Linked DNA regions of Homo sapiens: region 2 is linked to region 1. The links are chromatin loops, found by intact Hi-C in ENCODE. Cell type or tissue: mammary epithelial cell. All regions are shown on one strand. Each heading gives the region's core, and the rest is flanking DNA. Links, peaks and the distances in the headings are about the cores only.

What was found. A loop is a pair of places that touch in the nucleus more often than their neighbours do. Peaks named below come from ENCODE experiments on the same cell type or tissue, not always from the same donor. Only the 100,000 strongest peaks of a DNase experiment are listed, where the experiment ranks them.
Region 2: a loop joins it to region 1, with 3 times the contacts of the local background. A loop is called at or near these places in 3 of 110 quality-filtered maps.

What each region holds. Positions count from the first base shown.
Region 1 is chr13:23,768,886-23,777,226 of GRCh38, reverse strand. All of the region lies in intron 16 of MIPEP (mitochondrial intermediate peptidase), which reads left to right. Among named protein-coding and RNA genes, the nearest start is that of PCOTH, 120 kb to the left of the region's middle. RefSeq lists an enhancer at 374-423. In mammary epithelial cell, for the core only: no CTCF peak of the experiment used is centred there; DNase peaks (open chromatin) are centred at 5,076 and 5,516; H3K27ac peaks cover 1,681 bases.
Region 2 is chr13:23,823,251-23,831,591 of GRCh38, reverse strand. All of the region lies in intron 14 of MIPEP (mitochondrial intermediate peptidase), which reads left to right. Among named protein-coding and RNA genes, the nearest start is that of PCOTH, 61 kb to the left of the region's middle. In mammary epithelial cell, for the core only: no CTCF peak of the experiment used is centred there; no DNase peak of the experiment used is centred there.

The DNA.
Region 1 (8,341 bases), core at 272-8,271:
AGAAACACAAATACTTTAAAGTGCTCAGAGTTGAGAGCCACAGCAGCCATTGCTGTGTTTATGGTCCACTTGCCCCATGGGTAAAGTCAGAATAAGCCACGAGATCACCCATCTTAAGCATTTTCACCTGCCTTTATATCCTTGACTTCTCTTTTTACTTTAGTAGCACTGATTTTTTAATCTGTCCTTGAACTGTTTACTCACTGGCGTTTAAGCATTTTGAGCAAACCTGCAGTAAGAAATGCATTTTACATTATGATCTATTGTACAGATACATGTATGTACATTTAGGTGTATATGTACATATATGTGGGAGTGAAACTGAAACAAAAGTACCACAAATCTAAAGTTACCCTCTGTGCTGTGCACTATATATTTTCTGTCCCATTTTCTTCTTTTTTTTTTTTAATGCAGGTCACAAGCTACTGTACAGATTTTACAAACCATTAGTAGATACTGGTGCACAGTTTGAAAAATCTCCATGTTAACTTATCCTGCCCAGTGATTTTGCTTATTCTACTTTCTTTCCCAAGTCAACCATAAAACCTTTTTCCGATAGAGATGTTTTAGAACTAAATTATTTAGAACACTAAAACCACAACTTTTATTTAATCCCACCACCACTTCTCCTCATGTGTGTTAATTCATTTGAATGACATCTTTCAGGATGGATGATATATACATGTACAAGACAGTGTGAAAAATGATACAATGCAGTGCTGTGAGAACACTATTATAAATAGAGAAGTGTTGAATTTTGCCTCGTGGAGTCAGAAATGACCATTAATCTGGGCTTAGTTGCTTCTGCTTCAGATTTTACCCTAGCTTAAGCCACAGTAGGGAGGAGGGAGTGAGGAACAGGTAAGGTATGATAGAAAGTGGTTAGAGAATATATTAGTCCTGGTTGCTTGATGATAGGGAACTTGGAACAGAAGGGAGGGGCTGTTGTTTGGGGGTTGAAAATCAGACTGGGATCAAGTCCTGAAGAGTTCTTTATGTCTGCTCAGAGGCTTATATATGACTGGGGAGGGAATAGGGAGGCCTTAGAGGTTTGAAGTTTGTAAGCAGAGAAGTGACATGAGCAGATATAAGCTGCAGGCAAAAAGTTAAGGTTTCAGTATGGGTGATAGATGGGGGGTACAGAGATTGAAGGCAGGGAGAAAACAATCTATCCAAGAAATAGATGAAAACAAATAGAAAAATACAGTGAATATGACCATATACTTAAAAACATCTGTTTTTTAATCTGCTGGAATGATCTACATCATTTTGATAACATTTTATTCTTCTCTCAGCAACACATTTACCAAAAAAAATTCTTTTAAATATTTTATCCAGAGTTTAGTTGTTTCATTCAGGACTGTTGGAAATAGCAGACCCATTATGCTGATGAAACAGAAGTTCCTCCATTTGATTTATCTCTTCTTCCTGTGTTTTTGCTTTATTCTTGGAGATTGCCTTGATTTTATCCTCCTGCTCTTCCCACTGTTTTTGGTTTGGTTTTTGTTTTTGTTTTGGCAAGGATATTTTTATTTCTGGTAGCTGCTGCCTGTTCTTGTCTTCATTTTCCACAGCATTTTGGTTTTGTTTAATGAATGTAACTTTTTTTGGTAAGTAAAACATATATGCACATAGACCCTACGTACCCCAAAGGCCTTACAGTTTAGGCAAGAGGTGATGAGGATCTAAACCTGGGCATTGAGGATGAGTATGGAAGGGAAAAACTACAAGGAATATATTGAGATAAAATTATCAGGACTTCAGGATTGATTGGCAGTAACTGCGGATAAGGAATCAAGAGTCAATGCTGATCCCCAGCCTAAAAAGAGCACCTAGAAAAAGCCCACAGCTGACATTATACTCAGGGTGAAAGACTGAAAGCTTTCCTCTGAGATGGGAATAAGACAGCAATGTCTGCCATTGCCCCTTCTATTCAATATTGTACTGGTGGTTTTCACCATAGGAATTTGTCAAGAAAAAAATTAAAAGCATTCATATTACAAGGAAGAAATAAAATTATCTCTCTGCAGATGACATGCATGATCTTGTATATAGAAAATCCTAAGGAATACACACACACACACACACACACACACACACACACACACACACACACAGAGAACTGATAGGCTGGGTGCAGTGACTCATGCTTGTAATCCCAGCATTTTGGGAGACCAAGGCAGGTGGATCATTTGAGGCCAGGAGTTCAAGACCAGCCTGGTCAACATGGCAAAACCCCCCTGTCTCTACTAAAAATACAAAAAATTAGCCGGGCATGGTGGTGTGCACCTGTAATCCCAGCTACCAGGGAGGCTGAGGCAGGAGAATTGCTTGAACCTGGGAGGCAGAGGCCGCAGTGAGCCGAGCTCATCCCATTGCACTTCAGCCTGGGCAACAAGAGCAAAACTCCATCTCAAAAAAAAAAAAAAAAAAAAAAAAAAAGAACTGATAAACCAGTTCAGCAGGGTTGCATGGTATGAGATCAATATGCAAAAATTGTTTTTCTGTATTCTAGCAATAAACAACCTAAAAATTAAATTAAGAAGACCGTTCTATTTACAATAGCATCTGGAAGAGTAAAATACTTAGGAATAAATTTAGCAAAAGAAATTCAAGACTTGTAAAGTATAAACTGTAAAACATTATTGAAAGAAAGAAGACCTAAATAAATGGAAAGATGTCTCATGTTCATGGATTGTAAGACTTACTATTGTTAAAGATGGCAATACACCCCAAATTGACCTACAGATTTAACACAATCTCTATCAAAACCTCAGCTGCTTTTTTTTATAGAAAATGACAAATCTAATAAAATTTCTCACGGAAATGTGGGAGACCCAGAATAGCCAAAACAATCTTGAAAAGGAACAAAGCTAGAGGGCTCACACTTCCCAATTGAAGCAGTTACTACAGAGCTACAGTAATCAAGACTGTGTGGTGCTGGCATAAGGATAAACATACAGGTCAATGGAATACAACTGAGATTCCAGAAAAAAAAAAGCCATACATTTATGTTCAGTTGACAACTAATTGGGGAAAGAATTGTCCTTTCGAAGAATGGTGCTGGGAAAACTGGATCTCCACATGCAAAAGAATGAAATTGGACTCCTACCTTGTACTATATACAAAAATTAACTCAAAATAGATCAAAGACCTAAATTTAAGAGTTAAAACTGGAATATTCCTAGAAGAAAACATAGGATTACATACACATTTATGACCTTGGATTAGGCAATGGCTTCTTAGATACATCACCTAAAGCATAAACAACCAAAGAAACAGAAGATTTTTTTTATTTTAATGGGGACAAATTTTTTAATTTTAATGAGTTCAAATTTGTATCCAAAGAACACTACCATGAAAGTGAAATAACCCACAGAATGGGAGAATATGTATCTGATCAGAGTTTAATCTTTAGAAAAGCAACCCATTTTAAAGTGAGCAAAGGGTTTGAAGAGATATTTCTCCAAGGAAGATACAAAAATGACAAATTAGCACATGAAAAGATGTTCAGCATCATTAGGGATATGCAAATCAAAACCACAGTGCGAGACTACTTCATTCCCACTGGGATGGATATAATAAAAAGATGGGCAGTAGCAAGTGTTGGTGTGGATGTGGAGAAATTGGAACCCTCATACGTTGCTGGTGAGAATGTAAAAGGGTACAGCAGCTCTGGGAAACAGTCTCATAGCTCCTCAAAAAGTTAAACAGAGTTACCAGATGGCCCAGCAGTTCCACTCCCAGGTGGTAGGGAACTCTCACCCAATAGAACTGAAAACATATGCCCACCCAAAAATGTATGCACAAATGTACATAACAGCATTATTCATGATAGTCAAAAAGTGGAAACCACTCAATAGATGACTGGATGCACAAAAGCCTTGTATCCACTCAATGGAAAATTGGTCATAAAAAGAAATGAAGTATTGCTACAACATGGATAGACTTTGAAAACATTACGCTCGGTGCGACAAACTAGACACAAAAAACCTCTATTGTGTGATTTCATTTATATGAAATGTCCAGAACAGGTAAATCCATAGAGACAGAAAATAGATCAGTGGTTACCAGGAGCTGAAGGAAGGAGGAATGGAGAGGGACAGCGAATGGGCCCGGGGTTTCTCTTGGGAGTGAGAAAATGTGCTGGAGTTAGTGACGATGGTTGCACAATTTTGTGAATATACTGAAAACCATTAAAGTGTACACTTGAAAAGAGTGAATTATATGGTGTGTGATGTTTATCTCAGTTTTTTAAAGTTGCACAATTTTGTGAATATACTGAAAACCATTTAAGTGTACACTTGAAAAGAGTGAATTATATGGTATGTGATGTTTATCTCAATTTTTTAAAGAAGAGTCACTGTCTTAGAGCAGGGAAGGGCTGTGATGGGCCACACTCAATGCCTCCATTCCTTCCCAGGAAGAGGGAGACTGAATTGCCATAGAAGTTAGAGACCAGCTTTCCTGGGAAGGGTGTTCTGGCTAGTGTTCTGAGGGATTAGGTTTAACGTTGTAACCTATAGATCTAGAAGGAAATATGAGGCCATCAGCTCACCTCAGCCTTCAACAAGTTGTCATTCACCACAGATCCTTTTAACATTACACCTCAAACCTTCAAACTTAGGAGATGTGAGAAGAAAGCTCTTACAGAGCTTCTATATATAAAATACCTATAATATTATAGCATTTTAAAGTAATGCTAGTTGATTCTCTTTTTATACTAATAATTGTAAGAATACTTCAGCGCAGCAGCATTATTTATAGTGAATACTACTTTTAACTAATGGTATTGAATATTTTTATCTAATATGTTTTTTAAATTTCCATAATATGTACTGTTTGGCATTACCCAAGTTTTCCATATATTTCAGCCACAACTGTAGCCGTTTTTTTTGTTGTTGTTGTTAAAAAAAAATTGCTAAAAACTCTTGCATCAGGAATTTTGGAAATTCTTCAGATGAGACAATCAGGGAGGATTGATCACATGTTGATAGAATGCAGGCAGCCTTAGTCATTTCGGTGGCTCAGTCACATTCTTTATTTCTGTCAGTTATTCTGAACAAAATACAGGTGGTAACATGACCTGCAAATGACATACTGTCACAAGCCCTGGGCTATCCTTTAGAATGTGCAGTTAATAAGCTCTGGAATGCCTTTACATGGGAAGTGGGGGGGCAGTTGTTACGGATTCCTGGAGGTGAAGTTGTTTTTATTGTCTTTATTAATTTAGTTTCATCTTAGCAGGAGCATAATCCTTCGTAAGACACACCTCCTAATTGCACACGTCTGGCTTTTTACCTCTTAGGCAATGTAAAGGAAAGTTAATAGGATGTACTTTTTAATAGGATCTTAGGGGGATCTTTCACCATTAAAATGAGAAAATAAGTTTGGGGAGCAGCAATTATTCAAACCAAGGAAGTTGAGTGAATCATTTAGAGTTATTAGGTAAGGGTTAATAGGTAAGAGACACTGAAATGAGGATGTGGCTGTGCAAACACCACATTTCACGGGTTTCAGATGAAACATGACTGTTAGGGAAGAGTCTGTGTAGGAGTCATGCATTCTTCAGTATTTCACATACACCTTGGCCTAAGCTTATGAGAAGCTAATAGCAGTATTATTTTAATTTTGTTTTGTCACTTCAGAAATGCAGATGTGTGTGTGTGTGTGTGTGTGTGTGTGTGTGTGTGTGTAGTCAGCAAATTAGTTACATGTTACCTATTTGTTGATAACTTTATAATTTTACTGATTTTTGAAACTGGTTAATTATAGAAAAAGAATTTGAACTTACAGATGTAAACTGTTTCCAAATTATAGTCATTTATGTCTAATATTCTTGCTCCTTTTATCATTGTTTGTGTAAATATTTATTGAAGACACCCCACTAGTCACTGATACAAAGAGGTGTCTGATGTCCACCCTGCTTAGAAAGGATTCTGTTAGCAGCTGACAAACTGGACCATCCCGAGGACCAGCACAGTGCACACTTTTCCCTTCCCTTCTCTCCTTTAGCCCATGCCATAGCCCTAGGAGGTGGGTGTGGCCACGGTCAGGGTGGTTGTGGGATCTGGTGTTGGCTGTGCAGCCGGTAAGTGCAGAGCCTGCATTCCCATAGCACTTGTTGCAGTGTGACTGTCCAGTGATCCCGGATTTACTGTCTGCACCCCCCAGTGACTGTGCAGCCATGAGGTCAGGGTCCTCTCTAGTGCTGGCCAGTTGTGAATTCAGTGAGGTTTGGAAAGATGGATGATTTTCAAGTCTCTGTGCCTAGTGTTTATGCGCCATGCAGAGGTACAGAGGAAAGGGTGGTGAGCACGCACAAGACACAGGGCAGGCCCTCGCTGCCACGGCCAATGCTGAGGTGAAGTTAGGACAGCCTCTCCAGTTTTCTCTATGAAGACTGTAAAGGGACAATACAAACTCATTAGAAAATAATAAACTCGTGTGTTCTACCCCCTCTTCAATAAATCTTCCCACTGAAATAATCCCAGGTGCTGGCTGATTAGATTAATGGGGAGGGGGCAGTGGCGGTCTCTGGTGGTGGGTGAGTGGCTCTGAAGGTGAGGACTCCAGCCCAATTGCAGGACATCAGCCACACCAGAGAGCACCTGGGGGAGGCCAAGCTGGCAGGCAGGGGAGTTAGGCCCTGATTGAGCAAGAGGGTATGGAGTGGGAGTTCATCTGCACAGACTTCGATGCTGAGGTCCCAGCTGCCTGGGGGCAGGGGGACAGCAGTGAAACCGGTTGTTCCAATTGTGCCTGGAATTGGCACTGAGACAGCATCCTGACCCCCTCCCCTTTTTTTACTCATCAGAGAAGGTCTTGTTGAAGAAGCGTAATTTAAAAAGACATTGAGGAAAGTGAGAATGAGCCATATGGATCGACCTGGGGGAAGAGTATCTGAGGCAGAGAGGAGAGAGCTAGGATCAGGAGCTTACCTGGAGGCTACTGGACCAGCAAGTCAGTGGCATGTCTGGAGCACAGTGAACAACGGGAGAGTGACAGGAAGTGAAGTCTGAGCAGGACATGGTCTGAGGAAGCCATTCCAGGGTTCTGCTTGCCTGTTTAATGAAAGAAGTCAGTAGGCCCTTTCCTAGCCCATTTTCTGTTGCTTATAACAGAATACCTGAAACCGGGTAATTTACAAAGAGGAGTTTATTTTTTACAGTAATGGAGGCATGTAAATCCAAGGTTGAGGATCTGCATCTGGTGAGAGCCCTCCTGCTGGTGGGGACGCCGCAGAGTCCCAAGATGGGAAAGGGCCTCACATGGCAAGGGTGCTGAGTGTGCTCATGGGCTAGCTCAGGTCTCTCTTCCTCTTCTTATAAAGCCACCAGTCCCACTCCCATGATAGTCTGTTTATGAAGTCAGGGCCCTCATGATCCGGTCACCTCTTAAAGGCCCCACCTCTCAATACTGCTGCTTTGGGGATTAAGTTTCAACATGAGTTTTGGAAGGGACCATAGCAGCCGTATGTGACATCAAATTGTCCCATTTGTCCCTCTCCTTTTTGTATTGCAAGTTTATCTAACAGGGTAGAGGTGCTGGCTGCCTGATTCCCCACGGCAGGCGGAGACCTGGGTTCTAAAGCTATGAGCCCCTACAGGAATGGAGCCTCTGCCCACAAAGCCCAGTTATAGCCCTCCCCCCACACACCTGCTTCCTTGCACACTTGTGTGCAATCTGTTGGTGATACACCTGCCCTTGGACTCCTTCCCATTGAGAAGTTACTGTCCTTTCTGCATCACTTTTTGTTGTACTCTATGCCTGGAGAGAAAATCTCATGGTCTACAAAGGGCACTCATGTCCTTTTCCATTTTTCCTTTCATGGATTTTCCCTGATCCTATGCAGACACACCTCCTTTACTGAAGGACTTATGATTATCATGAAAACAAAAACAGAACCCTTCTTGTCGTGTGCCTCAGGGGTTTCATTGACTCCCAGAGCTGCCTGATCAGGGTTCAGACACAGTACCTGTTCCTACAGAGGCCCCGTTGCTGTCCTGGGCTGACTCTCCTGACCATGGACGTCCTTATTTTCTGTGTTAACTTCTCTGACACTTTCCCAATGTTAGCATGGGTTCCTTTAGAATGACGGGGCAATTTACCATTTTCTCAGCAGATGTTGGAGGAGAGAGAAAAAGCAATGTTAAAGAGTTTTGACTGGGAAGAAAAAGAGCAAGTATTTGTTGGTTCTGGTTCTGTGGTGGTTGTTTTTCATTTGTCTTAATTAGATCCATGTTACCTTTCTATGTCTCATCTAATAAATGTATTTCCATTTGAGTCAGTTACATCCCTGCTCTGCTAGTAGATTTGCTTTTGATAGACACAATCCTGT
Region 2 (8,341 bases), core at 108-8,107, 55 kb before region 1:
AGGTTCCCCTTCCATTTCTCTGCCATGCTTTGATGCAGCACAAGGCTCTCACCAGGAGCTGCCGGATGTGTTGCCCAGTCTTGAAGTTCCTAGCCTACAGAATTGTAAGCTACATAAGCTTCTGTTCTTTATAATTTACCCAGTCTCAGATATTCTGTTATAGCAACACAAAATGCAGTAAGGCAATTCCCATCCACATCCCCCCCCCGCCATGGGGAAGCTAGGCTGTCCCCGACGCCCAGATCATTTGGGTACTCAGAGTTTTCCTCTTCTTTCTCTCACTGTCCCCAGATCCTGATTCCTAATGGAGGCAGGATCTATTTGTCTGTGCCCTAGATTTGCAATTTCTTCACATCAGGTTTTAGGTAAATTTCTGAAAATGAGCAAAAGTCTGATACTTTTACCTTTCCTTTGCATTTCTAAGGTTCTGTTCCCATCCCACTTTCTCAGACTGAATTTTCCCCAGATGTGTGAATATATGTGTCCTAATTGACTTAGCCCAGCCCCTGAGTAGTCCAGATGCTTGGTTGCCCCACCCTTTCCCCTGCTTCACAGTAGCTGCCTCTGTTCCCTTTTGTCCTCAATTCCTCAGTTTCCAACTAACTCCTCCACCCCTACAGAAACTGCCACTATCCTTATCTTTACCCACAATATCCCTTTGTCCTCAGCATATTGCCTGGAGCTGGGCTGCCAGTCCCAGTGTGTTTGATCAATTTTGGAGGGCCTGTTTTACAGTGATGCTGATGAACTAGAAACCATCCTGAGGGGTGGCTGCTGCTTATTTGTAAAATTGGAAGCCACTTCACATTAGGAGGGGTTTAAGAAAAGACATTTTTAGACTAGAAAAATGAAACTCAAGTCTTTCATATACCATTTGAAGGATACCATGTAAAGGAAGAAAGTCATTCTAGGAAAAAACAATATTACTAGGAATAGTGGAAGGGAATTCTAAGGAGGCTCATTTCAGTTCAGGAGATTCTTCTTGTAAATGATTAGAGCAGAAAGAGATGCCTCTCCAAGTAATGAATTTCTCTTTTATTTAATATTTAATGTTATAACACAGTATTTGTAGAAAGAACAGCTATGAAGCCATTCTCCAACCTGAGAAGTAAAACATTACCACATGCTCTTCTCTGAACCCATCTCTGCCCCGCTTGCCTCCCAGAGGAAAGCATAGTGCTCAATTCTTATCATTTTTTGGCCACATTATTTATTCCTAAGAAGTGTGGTGTTCAGTTTTTTGAACTTTACAAAAATGGTATTTTACTGCTTATAATCTTCTGTTATTTAAAAAATATATATTTTATGCCTAAGATTAATCTGTGTTGCATGTAGCTGCAGTGTATTTATTTCAATTGCAGATAATATTCCATCATTTATTTACTCATTCTCCTGTCATGGAGCACACGTGGAGCACACAGGTTCTTCCAGGTTTTTGCTAGTTCATGTGATACTGCTGTGAACATTTTTATACTTTCTTCTGTATATCCATGTATAAGATTGGAACTGCTGGATTTGTAAGGGGTGCATGTCTTTAAGTTTATGAGATAATGCCAAATTGTTTTTCAAAATGTTTCTGCTAATTTATACTCCTCTCAGCAATGGTTTCTATCGTGCAGCATCCTCATTGACTTTTAATTTTGTCAAAAGTTTTAATTTTGCCCATTTTGTGATTATAAAATGAAATGCTATTGTGGTCTTAATTAGCAGCAGTGTTCTCTGATTACTTTTAAGGTCTTAATTAGCAGCAGTGTTCTCTGATTACTTTTAAGGTTTTTTATTTATTTATTTTCTGTTTTGTTTTGTCTTGTTTAGAAATAAGGTCTTGCTAGGTTGCCCAGGCTGGCCCCTCAAACTCCTGGGTTCAAGCAGTCCTCCTGCCTCAGCCACCCAAGTAGCTGGGACTACAGTCATGTGCCACTACACCTGGCTTATTTTTCGTTTTTGTTTTCTGTCAGATGTCTTTTTGTCTCATGCTCATTTTCCTACTTGGAAATTTGTCTTTTTCTTACTGATTTTCAGAAATTCTTGGTAGTTGAAATAATAATCCTTTTTAGGCATATGTCTTGTCTCAGTTTATGGCTTGTGTTTTCACTTTCCTTTTAATATTGTTGGATTTATCAATCTTGTCTTTATAGTTAATAGTTTTTATATTTTTTTTCTTTTTTTGAGACAGAGTCTTGCTCTTTCGCCCAGGCTTACAGGCATGCCACCATGCCCAGCCAATTTTTATATTTTTTATAGAGACAGGATTTCACTGTGTTTCCCAGGCTGGTCTCAAACTCCTGGCCTCAAGCAATCTTCCCACCTCAGCCTCCCAAAGTTTTGGGATTACAGGCGTGAGCCACCATACCCAGCCTCTTCAGTTTTCTTCTAAACATTTTAATGCTTTCTTTTCTCTTTCAATTTTTAATCAAGTTGGAAATTCTTTCTGGGTTTGGCATAAGGCGGGAATCCATTTTACTTTCTTCCGTGTGAGTAACAAACTGTCCCAGCACCATTTAGTGAGTAATTTACCCTTTCTTCAGTGCCATTACTCATGTACATGCAATTGTCAGTTTGTGGGATTCTCTTTCATTCCATTGTTTAAGCTGTCTGTCCTAATATCAAAGCCATGCTGTCTGTATTACTAGAGCTTTGGAATAAGTTATAGTAATAAGCTTACTATTATTAATAAGTAATAATAAGCCTTGATATCTGGAAGGATAGGCCTTCCTCGATTTGTTCTTCAAAATTTCTTGTCTACTCTTGGACCTTTGTATTCTTTCATATACATTTTAGAATCAGGTTATCTAATTTTTGAAAAATTCTGGTAAGAGTTTGATTGGGATTACATTAAATTTCTAGGCCAATTTGGAGAGAACTGATATCTCTGAATATTGAATCTTTGAATCCATGAATATGGCATATCTCTCCATTTCTTGGGTCTTTTCAAAAGTCTTTGAATACAGTTTTAAAATTTTCTTCCAGGGCCTTGGTCAGCTTTTGTTGGGCTTCGTCCTGGATGCCCTTCCTTTTTGATACTATAAGCAGTATATATATTCAGATTGTTTGTTACTGGTGTTTAAAAATGCTGTTTGTCCATTTTTGTATAGTGCTCTTGTTTACAGCAGCTTTGCTAAACTTTCTTATTAATTCACAGAATTTGTCTATAGACTTTTACAAGCTTTTTTAACCAGATAATTACTTCTGCTAAAAATAATGACAGCTTTATTTTTCCTTTCCAACCACGTATCTTTTCTGTTTACCTTGTTCTACTCCACTTATGAGAGCCTCCTTAATGTTGAGTAAAAGCCGTGGTATGGGCATTCCTGCCTTGATCCTGGTGTTTAAAGGAAATGTTTTTAATACGTCACCGTAAAGAAAGATGTTTGTTATAGGTTTGTTGGAGATATCAGGAAAAGGAAATTCCTTTCTATCTCCAGTTTGCTACTATTTTTTTAAATCATTAATGGGTATTGCATTTTATCATAGTTTTTTCCTGCATCTTTTGAGCTGTCAGATTGTTCTTCACCTTTAATCTGTTAATGTAGTGAATGTTAATGTTAAACATTAGCCACCTTTGCATTTCAGGATTAAGCCACCTTGGTCCTAAATAATAGTTATTTTTTAATGCAGAGCTGGCTTTAGTTTGCTAATTATTTTATTTATTTATTTTTTTGAGACAGAGTCTCCCTCCATCGCCCAGGCTGGAGTGCAGTGGTGCAGTCTCTGCTCACTGCAACTTCCACCTCCTGGGTTCAAGTGATTCTCCCGCCTCAGCCTCCTGAGTAGCTGGGATTACAGCGTGTGCCACCACACATGGCTAATTTTTGTAATTTTAGTAGAGGTGGGGTTTTACCATGTTGGCCAGGCTGGCCTTGAGCTCCTGACCCCAGTTGATCCACCCACCTCATAGTTTGCTAGTTTACTAATATTTTTATATTCTTGATTTTTGCATTTATGTTTATGAGAGAGGGATTGCTTATGATTTTTCTTTGTCATTATTTGCTGGTGTTCACTTAAATATATACTATTTCATAAAATGAGTTGGTGAGTGTTTCTTTTTCTTTTCTTTACAAGCATTTATTTATAACATTGTTATCATTTGTTCTTTAAAACTGTCGGAATTCATCTATGAAACCATTCAGGGTCTGTTGTTTCCTCTGTGGGAAGATTTTTTAAATGACTGAATCCTTACTAGTCATAAGCCTCTTTGGGCTTTCTTTTCTTCTCAGATAAACTTTGCTACTTTGAAATTTTCTAGACATTTATCAATTTGAGCCAAGTTCTTCAGCTTATTCACATAAAGTTACTTATAGCATTCTTTTATCCTTCAAATTCTGCTATAATTGTATCCTTTTTAATTTCTAATTCTGTTTTCTCATTTTTTTCTCTCTGTTAATCTTGGCAGAATTTTGTCCACTTTATCACTGTAATCTCTCAGTGTCTAAGCAGGATTGGTTCCTGGGCCACTACTCCCCGCCAACGTGGCTACCAAAATCCTTGGATGCTCAAGTCCCTTTTATGAAAGGGTGTAGTATTTGCATTTAACCTGTGTACATCCTGCTGTATACTTTAAATCATCTCTAGATTACTTATAATACCTAACACAATGTAAACGCTATATAGATGCTGTATTGTTTAGGGAATAATGACAAGAAAAAAGTCTGTACATGTTCGATACAGATGCAGTTTTTTTCCAAATATTTTTGACTCATGGTTGATTGAATCCATGAATGTGCAACCCTCAGATATGGAGGGCTGACTGTATTTTCAAAGAACCAATGCAAACTTTGTTTATCCTATTTTGTTTGTTTCAGTTTGTTACTTCCTACTTTTATTATTACTCTCTCCTTCCTCCATCCTTGTTTTTTTCTTCTGATTTCATAGGCATTTATCTAATTCGGTTTCTGTTTTATTTAACATAAGCATTTAAATTTTAATGCTTTAAATATTAAATGATGTGATGAAATGTTTTAGCTGAATTCTGTGATTTTAATACAAAATATTTTTAAAGTTGGTAATTTCCATTGTAATTTCCTCCTTAAGCAAAGACTTGTTTAGAGCTATAGTTTAAAAGTTTTAAACCTTTGCAGGGGAGTTATTTATCTTTTTGTTTCTGATATCTAATTAATTGGTCTATCTGGTATTGATTCTTTGCAGTTTGTTAATATTTATTTTATGGCTTCATGTGTCATCAGTTTTTTAGAAATGTTCCATCTGTGCTTGAGTAGATTGTATATTTATAATTGTTGGGTCTGCGGTTTCATACTAGTCTGGTAAGTCAACCTTTTAATTGTATTGTTTAGATCTTTGATATAACTAATTTTTTGATATAGCAAAAATTTAGAGGTATAAGTCTTCTACCATGAGAATGATAGATATATAATTTCCCCTTAGTTCTATCCATTTTTGCTCTCTATATTTTGAGAATATTTTATTAGATGCATAAAAGCATAGTTTCCCCGATGAACAATTCCTTTCTTCCTTATATGTTATCCTCTTAATCTTTATATGTTTCTTGTTTTAAAATCTTTTTTTTTTCCTGGTAATTTTGCAACCCCAGCTACATTACTAATCACCAAATATAGCCAATTGATTTTTGAGAGAACCTGATATTTTTTGTATAGTTGTGTCTATTAGCCACTACACTAAAATGTTTACTGCTCTAGTTGTCTTTCTCACTGAATATTTTTAAAGCGATGTTAAGAGAAGTTAATACTCACTCTCATAATTTTTTCTTATTTAGTCCTTTCTGGCAGTCTGTGAAGTTGATGGTTGGTACCTAGTTGTCCACACTGTATGGACTAACTGTAGTTACTGTGATTCCTTACCCTGGCTACCTTAGACTCAGCCAGGGTAGGTAATTTTCCAAAGATCACACAATAATAATGAGGGGGGCAATAGATCTATTAGTTTCACCTTAGAATTTCCTTAAAGTTCAGTTAGAGTTGATCAAGTCAGTATTATAACATTGTGAGTATTTTCTTTTTCCAGGTATTTTCTCGTTAAAAATTCCTCAATATGTATCGCCTAAACTTCTGACAATGTGTCTCATAAAATGGAAGCCCCATATCTACTTTAAGTGTTATTTTTAGAACAGTAACATTCTAGTGCTTTCATTGTAGAATTTTTCTGTCCTGCATCATTGTAAGATTTAGTTTCTCGCCTTAGTTTGTGAAAGTCAGCCCAAGGCTAAAATTGCTTAAGTTCTATCTTCAAGGAGACATACATACTTGTAATAAATCTTCTCCTGTCATCCTCTTTCAAGAGATGTGAAAAAGCATCGAAGGTAAACATGACAGTGCAACTAGCATTAGATTAACTTTGGCAGATTTAGGTTGTTTTGGAACTTTTCTTACTTTCAGTGTTAATGCTTCTCAATTATGTCTAGACAAAAGCATTGAACAGGGAAGTAGAGATGGATCTGAGCCCGGCCCCACCACCATACACAGCTGGCTTTAGACCAGTCATTGAACTTGTCTGAGACTTTTCTGCTCCTTTATATAAAATAAATGGAATAAATATGTCAAAATTAAAATTTAGCAAGCCTCCATACCTGCCTCAAAATTTTTGGACAAATTTAATAATGGACGCAAACTGTAAAGCACAGTATTATTGGAATATTTTTAGAAAAAATGGAAGTTGGATCCCTATCACACATTAAAATGTTTAGTGTTGAACCCTGCAAAACTCAAAGCCATCTGACCTATGTTTCTTTAAACCATCGGTGGGTCTGTGATAAAGTGTAAGCATTTTTAAAGGGTTTTTAAATCTTAGATCATCTTATTTAGTTTGTTAGAAAACACTACTTAAAAGTAAGTGAAAAGTAGTATTTCCTGTGGATTTAGGCTTGAGGTTTTGTCTCCTTGGGCCTAGCCAACATTTTTATTTTATTGATTATGTGCCATCTGGATTACTGGTTATATCAAAACAAGCTAGTTGAGACATGCAATCCAGTTGTTTTTCCATTATAGACACGTGAGGAAATGCAGTGCTGTGACACACAGCTTGGGGTGGGATGGGATCAGCTGGGAAATCAGAGCTGCTGCTTGGCAGCCTGGTGCCTGGCTTTATGCCGCTGAAGTATTTTCTTGTTTTGGATGACTATGTTTCAACAAGTTTTCTGTCATTAGACCTATCACGTGCCCAGGGACATCAGCAGTAGGAGTTCTCTGCTTCAGGATGAGTTGAATTACCACCATAACAAGGACTTGTACCAGAGATTGTCTTACCTGTTAATATATATGCAGCTTCTCACCACAGTACATTTTCTCAATGGTCATAAGTAAAAAAGGTATTTTATCACAGTGACTTAGCTCTGTAATAATTTGATACCAAACTTTTAATGTAATGTTATTTAAATTAGACTAGTGAGATTGTGAAATGTTAGAGAATACTTAGCAAGTTTATGAGATTACATGCTTACAACTTAAGCTCATGACAAAATATTCAGAGAATTCAGGTGATAACTATGTTTACCAAACATTTGTATTTTTTGGTGTTATTTTTAGAATCATTCCAAAATGCTGTGCTAGCTTCATAGAATGGGAAAGCTATTTGTTTTAATGTTTTTGTTCCTATGCGTGGTCAACAAACATTGCCACTTTTGTTTACCCCAAGGATACAGTTGACACCTTCCTCTCTTTGGTAAGGCAGTATAGCATAGGCTGTGGACAACTGATGCAGTGTTTGGCTCATATGAAGCACTCAGTAAGTTAGTTATTAATAGGGTGACAATATGATCTATTGTCCAAGCCAAACCCCTTTTTTGGTGAGAGAGGGACAGGGTCTCACACTGTCACCCAGGCTAGAGTGCAGTGGTGCAATCACAGCTCCCTGAAACCTCAAATTCTTGGGCTGAAGCAGTCCTCCTGCCCCAGCCTCCCAAGTAGCTAGGACTACAGGGCCTGTTATCATGCCCAGCTAATTTTAAATTTTTTTGTAGAGATGGTGTCTCGTTCTGTTGCCCAGCCTGTTCTCGAACATTCAGCCTCAAGCAGTCCTCCAGCTTTGGCCCTCCAAAATGCAGGGATTATAGGCGTGAGCCACCGTGCCCAGCTCCAAATGCTGTTAAGAAAGAAAGGAGTGCTATTATTGATCACACCAAGATGGCAGTCATAACGTAGGACTGTCATGCCCACCTCCATGTGTGGTCACCCAAGCTGTGACAGCATTGAGAAAGTCAGATGTTTCAGATGCAGGGACCTGAATTTCTTCTATTCAGTTAATACATTTTAGAAGTTCATTAACTAATTGTCACCTTATTGAACCTTCATACTAATTTTGTGGCAGAGGTATTTTTATCCTCATTTTACAAATGAGAAAATAGGATACTCTGAGATTTTGTTAGGCTAAG